Linked DNA regions of Homo sapiens: region 2 is linked to region 1. A link is an interaction called in ENCODE POLR2A ChIA-PET data of the cell type or tissue named here. Cell type or tissue: PC-9. All regions are shown on one strand.

Region 1 (4,000 bases):
ATACATTGAGTTAGACTTAAGGGAAAGTAAAGATTAACTGACACAAATTTGATTATACACAGCCTTTTAAAAATACCCCTATGATGTAAAAATTGAGGTTTGTCTATTTTGTGTTTTCTCTGCTTTGGATCTCTTCCCTTCTTTGCCCGTAGCTTGTGGTGGGAGACCAGCAGGGGTAAAAACATGACTTTCTTTCCTAGTGTCACGAGACCTACATTTTTTGTTGTTGTTGTTTTTTTGTTTTTGTTTTCCTCAAGTGCCTTGTCAATTAGTGTGAATTCACTAAGGCAATTATGCTCGCAGGATGGGCTCAATCCACCTACTGAGAATCATCAGGGGCTTCTCTGAGTCAGCAGGCTGGGCTGCAGCCCAGGAATCTGCATTCCCAACAAGCTCTTCCAGGTGTTAAATATGCCTCTAAAACATGAGAATCCCTTTTAGGAATTCTGGTGGAAGCAAAATTGAAAGAGATAAACTCTGGTTCCAAGCTGCTTATTTACTAAGCCCCAAGATGCAGGCATCCAGATGACCTGGGCTCTTACTTTGTGCTTGGGAATATATCAAAGATGCATTGACTTTGCATTGTGGTGTCCTCATCACCTAGTCTCCTTCAGCCTCTGGTTTTATCATTCTCTCCAACAAGCTCAGACATCTGTCTTAATTTATCCTTCGTGAGTCCTTGGTGTTGATAATTGTTTATCCCTCTAATATGATCTAGCATGATCTCTTGTTTCTGCAACAGTCTTTATGTGGGGATGTTTTGGGATAGAGGTAGTAAGCCCATTCCAATCCCTGGGTGCTAAATTGTAGCCATGTGGTCTGCTTCAAGCTATCTGTATAGGTTGTAAATTTTATTAGGGAAAAGAAGGCATGTCCACAATGATCTTTCTTGTGAAAAATAATCACCTAATCTCTCCCCCTCCTTCATTAATCTTAAGAAGTCTCCTATTCCATTTCACAATCAGCATAAATATCAGGGAAGATGAAAGTGAAGAAAAGCTCAGTGACCTCATTTTGAGATCACAATTTGTCTCTAGCACAACAAGCGGGCCCCCCCAGCTCTTCTCCAACTGCAGATAACAGTTTGCCATATTACCAAACCCTCACTGGCGCCAACACCCCAAGGAGGGTAGGCAACTGGGTGATGTATGGACAATAGAAAGAAGAGGAAATGAGTCCAAATCATCTACTGAACTATGACCACCCCAAAATGTTGTGGGTTTTTTGTTTTGTTTTGTTTTTTGTTTTTTGTCAAGTGTTCTGCAAAGGACAAGTGCCTATTTCTATGATTTTTTAAATGGTTTTTTTAAGGAAAAAAAAGTTTTGAATTTAAAACAAACCATTCCAAGTGATGTAGCTATTTTCTCACTAAAAATTAAATACCTGAGAAAGCATCATCAAAAAAAACTCAAAGGGGTGATTGGTGTTATGTTTTTCTAATTATTATTATTATTCTGAAGGAGCCCCAACCAATTTAAATCTTGTGAAAATACTACGTGTCTGGCTTTCTTCCCACCTCCTGCCACAGTCCCCTCACACTAAGGATTTCACCATTGCCCTGGATGCACAGGAACTAGCCTGGCCTGCCAGGACCTTTCCCTCACCTTTCCTGTAGTGCTTGCTCCCATGTCATCTGGACAAGTGGCCTCCAGGATGAGTCACTCTATTTATACCTGGGCTGGTGCAGGTACAATGCAGAATCTGTTTCTGAAATATCACAGTCTCAAAAAGAGGGCCTTTAGATACTTGCTATAAATTTTCTCGTGGCAAAAGACAAATGTGTGATCTCCATCTTGTTTCTAGGCTACACCAAGTAGCAGGCCTGGCTGAAACACACAACAGTTTACAGTGCTTAGAGCCTTTCTGCTCAAAGTGTGGTCCCCAGGCCCCTGGGATCTTGTTAGAAATGCAGAATGACAGGCTCGCTCCAGGCCTTCTGAATCAGAACCTGAATATTACTGTGCTCCAGATGGTTTGTATACACAGAAAGTGTGAGAAGCACTGGCCTAGGATTTGCATTAACTTTCAGAGTTCTTAGAGGTCACAGGTGTATAAGGAATCCAAAAGCCTTTCTGCCTTCACTCGTGCAATTCATTATTCTCTTTGCCTGAAATGTCTTCCATTATGTCTTACCAACCTAGAGCTCCTACTCATCCTTCAAGGGCCACCCCAAAGATCATATATCCATTGAAATTTTTCTGATACCCTCAGTCAAAACTAATTATTTCTTCTTCTCTGCTCCCTTGATATTTTACACCTACATCCAGTATATGTCAATATTACACAGCCTTCATATCATAACTACGTGCTCATTTGTCTGTGTCCCACAAAAGTGTGTTATTCAAGGACAAAGAACATTGATGTCCTTGTTCATCTGTGTTCTTTAGCACCCGGCCCAAGACTTGGAAGAGAAACTCAATACATATTACTTGAAAACTATCTTTTCATCTTTCCTTCCATTGTTTTAAAGTCACATAATAATAAACCTTATGCTGCCTAAAGATTTTAACCTGCTATATTTTAAAAACTATTCTATTTTTAATATGCTAATTTACAGCAATAATTCAAAAGCACTTCTGTTGGCCTGGAAACAATCTCTGAGTATACATTGGATTGGGATAACTATTTCTGCCCCCTTTCCCTCACACATACACCCCTTTCACAAAACATGACATATTCATTGCAGATGAAAAGCCAGACTACTGGATAAAACAGATATTTTTAGGAGGGATTGTGGGTGGAATAATAAAATAAACTATTATATTTATTCATTTATAGTAAGCCTTTCTCAGTACCTCTGATATTTTCTTACAGATATATAACTGATATTACTACATCAATTGTGACTAAAAGATGAGAAAATAGTAAGGAGAAGAAAGTAAAGTAGAAGTTAAATAGTGATCCAACTGTCGCAATAATTAATAGCTGTCTGCATTCTTAAAATAAACACAACAGAAAACATGTAGGTAATAATGGGCACTTAACAGAGTTAGCATAACCCCTCCAGTTAACAATTAACTCTTGGGAGACTGTAATCATGTACCAGCCTGCATGAGATAACACATAGTTTGCAAGTAATATACAAGGGCAACTCTCCCTTCTCTGTGCTGATAGCAATGCACACATGGCTGATTGTCACTGCTCTGTGGTGACCAGCAAGCAATGCACAGCTGTAAGCAGCTCATGGACCATAAGACTCATCCAAATGACCCACAAATTTGACTTAGCATTATTCACACTTGTTGCTAACATATGCTTCTCCCAGTGGTCATTAAGAGAAGCTATTTAGCTGCACTTTGTGCTTTCTACAGTGCAATAGTCCTTGCAATATTTATCAATAGGTTAAATATGAATACCCTTTGACTGAGGAATTCCACATCTATACCACAGAAAATAGAGGCAAATGCACAAAAATGTCAGTTGCAGTTTTTTGTTTTTTGTTTTTTTGAGACAGAGTCTCACTCTGTCACCAGGCTGGAGTGAAGTGGCGTGATCTCAGTTCACTGCAACCTCCGTCTTGTTGGTTCAAGTGATTCTCCTGCCTCAGCCTCCCAAGTGGCTGGGACTACAGGCCCACACCACCAGGTCCAGCTAATTTTTGTATTTTTAGTAGAGACAGGGTTTCACCATGTTGACCAGGATGCTCTCAATCTCTTGACCTCATGATCTGCCCGCCTTGGCCTCCCAAAGTGCTGGGATTACAGGTGTGAGCCACAGTGTCTGGCCATTAGTTGCAGTTTTTTATAGAAAAAGAAAGCAATCTACATGTTCATCAATGGGAAAATTAGTATATGAGTCATACTACATCCATACCCTAGATATTATAGAACTACATTAGTTATATATAAAAAAACAGAGGTATATGTATATGTACTGACATGGGAAAATGTCAGTAATATAGCATTTTACAAATCAAGCAGCGGGCCAGGCATGGTGGCTCACGCCTGTAATCCCAGCACTTTGGGAGGCCAAGGCGGGCAGAACACCTGAGGTCAGGAGT
Region 2 (4,000 bases), 190 kb after region 1:
TTTTGGTGATTATTTTCATCTTACTAAATACAGTTACACATTGCCTGATGACTGGGATATGTTCTGAGAAATGCATCAATGGTGATTTTGTTATGTGCTTACACAAGCCTACATGGTATAGCCTAACTATACAACTAGGCTATATGGTAGAGCCTATTGCTTCTAAGCTAATAACCTGCACGGAATGTTACTGAACTGAATGCTGTAGGTAACCTTAACACAGTGGCAAGTTTGTGTATCTAAACGTAGAAAAGGTACAGTAAAAATACAGTATAAAAGATCAAAAATGGTCTACCTGTGTAGGATACCTAATATGAACAGAGCTTTTAGGACTGGAAATTGCTCTGGTGAGTGAGTGGTGAGTGAATGTGAAGGCGTAGGACATTACTATTTGTTACTGTAGACTTTTATGATAAACATTGTACACTTAGGCTACAGTACAGTTTTAAAATTTTTCTTTTTAAAAAGTTTATAAAGTAAAAAATTTACATTAAACTAAGGTTTAATTTTTTTTAACTTTTTGACTCTTGAAATAACAGTTTCAAAAGTTTAAAAACATTATATAGCTATACAAAAATATTTTATGTGCTTATTCTATAAACTTCTATTTTAAAAATTTTTAATTTTTCTTTTTTACTTTTTAAACTTTTCTGTTAAAAATGAAGACACAAGCTGCACACGGTGGCTCATGTTTGTAATCCCAGCACTTGAGGAGGCCTAGGCAGACGCATCACCTGAGGTCAGGAGTTCAAGACCAGCCTGGTCAACATGGTGAAACCCTTCCTCTAATAAAAAATAGGAAAATTAGCCAGGCCTAGTGGCATGTGCCTGTGGTCCCAGCTGCTCGGGAGGCTGAAGCAGGAGAATCACTTGAACCAGGAGGTGGAGGTTGCAGTGAGCCGAGATCGTGCCACAGCACTCCAGCCTGGGCGACAGAGCCAGACTCTGTCTCAAAAAAAAAAAAAAAAAAAAAAAGACACAAACATACACATTAGCCTAGGTCTACACAAGGTCAGGATCTTCAAGGTATCACTAGGCAATAGGAATTATTCAACTCCTTTATAATCTTATGGGACCACTGTGGTATGAAGTCCATGATTAACTGAAGTGTCATTATGTGACACATGACTGCAATTATCTTTTAGCCACAATTTCTTGCTTTATTAACTTTAGATATCATATACTGATTACTGATTGTATAAGGAATTAGCTCATTTATAGTTCTTCCTCTCCCTCCTCTCCCCCAATATTTTTATTAGTAGTTTTTTGGTTCTTCTATTGGGTGCCTTTGTAACTTTAATATATGCCTTTCTTGTTCCGTCAACACCAGTCGGCATTTCTTAACCTCCCTTCTTTGTATGATAATTAAAGTATAGGCTTCTTCCTTTCACCTCTGTTTCCTCCTCCTTTTCATGTCTACTTTTACTTTTATGTTGTCAAGCTTGAAATCAGTTGCCAGCCTTTTACTCATTTCTCATTTTTTAACTTCTGGGTTTTTAAGTTAGATAGTGGGGTGGGAAATAAATATGTGTAGTCCATCTATTATCTTGAACCCCCGGTTTTCATTTTATAATAGTACTTTAGTATGTGAGTTTCATGATATAAATATATTACAACTTTGTTATTTTAAACAAGAGAGTAGATACGTCAGTTTCTAGAAAGTTTTCTTGTGAGTTTTTGAAATCTCTGTGATTTTTTACTTTGCAGGTACGAAAAACGTTTTTCACCTTAGCATTTTGTGACTTTTGTCGAAAGCTGCTTTTCCAGGGTTTCCGCTGTCAAACATGTGGTTATAAATTTCACCAGCGTTGTAGTACAGAAGTTCCACTGATGTGTGTTAATTATGACCAACTTGAGTAAGTAATCCAAAAATATCTCTTTTCTACCTACCATTTTACACTTAAATTTTCTTAATGTGAAGCTACGATGTCTAAAAGTCTGTGAGGGTTTTTCTTCCATACGATTGTTATAGAGAATTTTTTTTAAGTGTAGTTAGAGAATAATATGTGGAATGGACAGTATTTCTCTCCCAAATTGTAATGCTGGTTCAGCTATACAGTTAATTTATATTTTATATTATCGTTTAATTAATCAAGACCCCTAACCCATAGAAACCATTTTTGGATAGTTTCTAGGAGGAGAGGGAGAGTTGTTTCAATTAAATTAAGCATTATGATTTTGTACCACAGATCAGGTAGTCTGATTCTGTTAGCTATTTTGTAAATTACGTTTATATTCTTCCTCTCTCTCCTTCATCCCCATTCAGCTCCCTTCCCCCAATTTATTTGAGTAAGATGTAAAATTTTTGTATCCAGTATATATCTCTTTCTAAAATTTCTCTTTGCTGTATGCCAGTTTTTCTAATAGATTAGACTGAGTCTATTATCTCTTTTTGTGTCATTGGTGCTGCTGCTGTTAAAGTCTTACTTTTCTTGATCACCTGAGCAAATAAAACTTAACTCTGTACTTTAAGTAAATTATAATGTCACCTAATTTACAGTAGATACTTTTTATTCTCATTCTTTAACCATAAAGCATGATTTTCATCTTGTAGTATGTAGAAATTTGCTGAACTGAATGATTAGTTTTAAGTTATAAGCATGCCTTTGAAAGTGCAATACAATTTTTTTTAAAATAAGCCTTTAGACAAAAATACAACTAATTGAATTTTAACAGTTGTTTCTGAGAATGGAATTTGATCTCAGTTTTTTTGGTTAACTATGTATTTTGGTATATGAAGCTTCTGGGTTTTGCACAAGTTAGGTTTGTTTTGTTTTGCCTCACAGTTTGCTGTTTGTCTCCAAGTTCTTTGAACACCACCCAATACCACAGGAAGAGGCGTCCTTAGCAGAGACTGCCCTAACATCTGGATCATCCCCTTCCGCACCCGCCTCGGACTCTATTGGGTATGGTTTGACTTCTGCTCTTGGGCGACATGCTACTTGAACCGCTTTCTTTTGGATCTCCTGGTTAATTAGAAACCTTTCCAATGTTTAAATTGTTAAATTAAGGACTTTTTCCCCAAATAACTTATCATACCACTCAGATATTTACATGCATTTGATACAAATAAATGGGATTAAAGCTGACATAGACTATTTCAGAATCAGTCCTGAAAAAATCAATATTGGGTATGATTTGACTTCTGCTCTTCAGTGACATGCTTCTTGAACTGCTTTCTTTTGGATCTCCTGGTTAATTAGAAACATTTCCAACATTTAAATGCTTAAATTAAGGATCTTTTCCCCAAATAACTTATTTTATCACACCAGTCAGATATTTACTTGCATTTGGTACAAATAAGTGGGATTAAAGCTGACATAGACTATTTCAGAACCAGTCCTGAAAAAATCATGCAACAGATCATTTTGAGTCTACACCTTGAGTTCATCTTTTATTAGGTATAGAAGTATATGACTTCCACTTATGAAGAAGCATTGATATGTGAGACAATGGCAAACAATGTAAAAATAGTATATAATTATAATCTACAATTTATGATGGAGTATATTGAAGTATGTGATGAGGACATAAATGTATTCATGTTTACAGAAGGAAGAATAGTGAGGAAAAAGAGAGTGCTCAGGAAAACTTAATGAAGAAGGTGGTATTTGAACTAGACTTTAAAGAATTACTACAATCTGAACGGGCCTAGGGAATAGAAGCATGGTGAAAGGGGAATGGAGAAACAACAGATATAAAGGGAATAAACAGATATAAAGGGAATGAAGATGTTAGGTTTAGAAGCTAGTGAAGAAAGGTTTATCTAACTTAAGAACTACCATGTGTAAAACCAGATTATGGAGAGTCTTGGAATTGAGGCCAGAATTTAGACTTAAAGGTCTTTAAGCAGATTACTAACTTGATGAAAATGGCTTTAAAGAAAAAATCAATTAGCAGTGAAATACAGATGGATTGACAGAAAATTTAGGGTGAAGAAGGCCAACCTAGGATGTTGTTGGTAGTGAAAACTGAGAGAGGCAGTGAAGACAAGTTCAAG

What was found. ChIA-PET counts read pairs that join two places held together with the same protein. Peaks named below come from ENCODE experiments on the same cell type or tissue, not always from the same donor. Only the 100,000 strongest peaks of a DNase experiment are listed, where the experiment ranks them.
Region 2: POLR2A ChIA-PET joins it to region 1 with 8 read pairs; 2 of 35 experiments call an interaction of 5 or more read pairs at or near these places.

Annotation. Positions count from the first base shown.
Region 1 is chr7:140,988,392-140,992,391 of GRCh38, reverse strand. The region is part of intron 4 of LOC105375536 (a long non-coding RNA gene); the gene reads right to left. All of the region lies in intron 1 of LOC107986720 (a long non-coding RNA gene), which reads left to right. Among named protein-coding and RNA genes, the nearest start is that of MRPS33, 25 kb to the left of the region's middle. In PC-9, no CTCF peak of the experiment used is centred here; a DNase peak (open chromatin) is centred at 1,611; H3K27ac peaks cover 706 bases.
Region 2 is chr7:140,799,268-140,803,267 of GRCh38, reverse strand. BRAF (B-Raf proto-oncogene, serine/threonine kinase) reads left to right here. Exons shown (of 18, transcript NM_004333.6): 6 at 1,708-1,856; 7 at 2,787-2,906. Among named protein-coding and RNA genes, the nearest start is that of NDUFB2-AS1, 100 kb to the right of the region's middle. In PC-9, no CTCF peak of the experiment used is centred here; no DNase peak of the experiment used is centred here.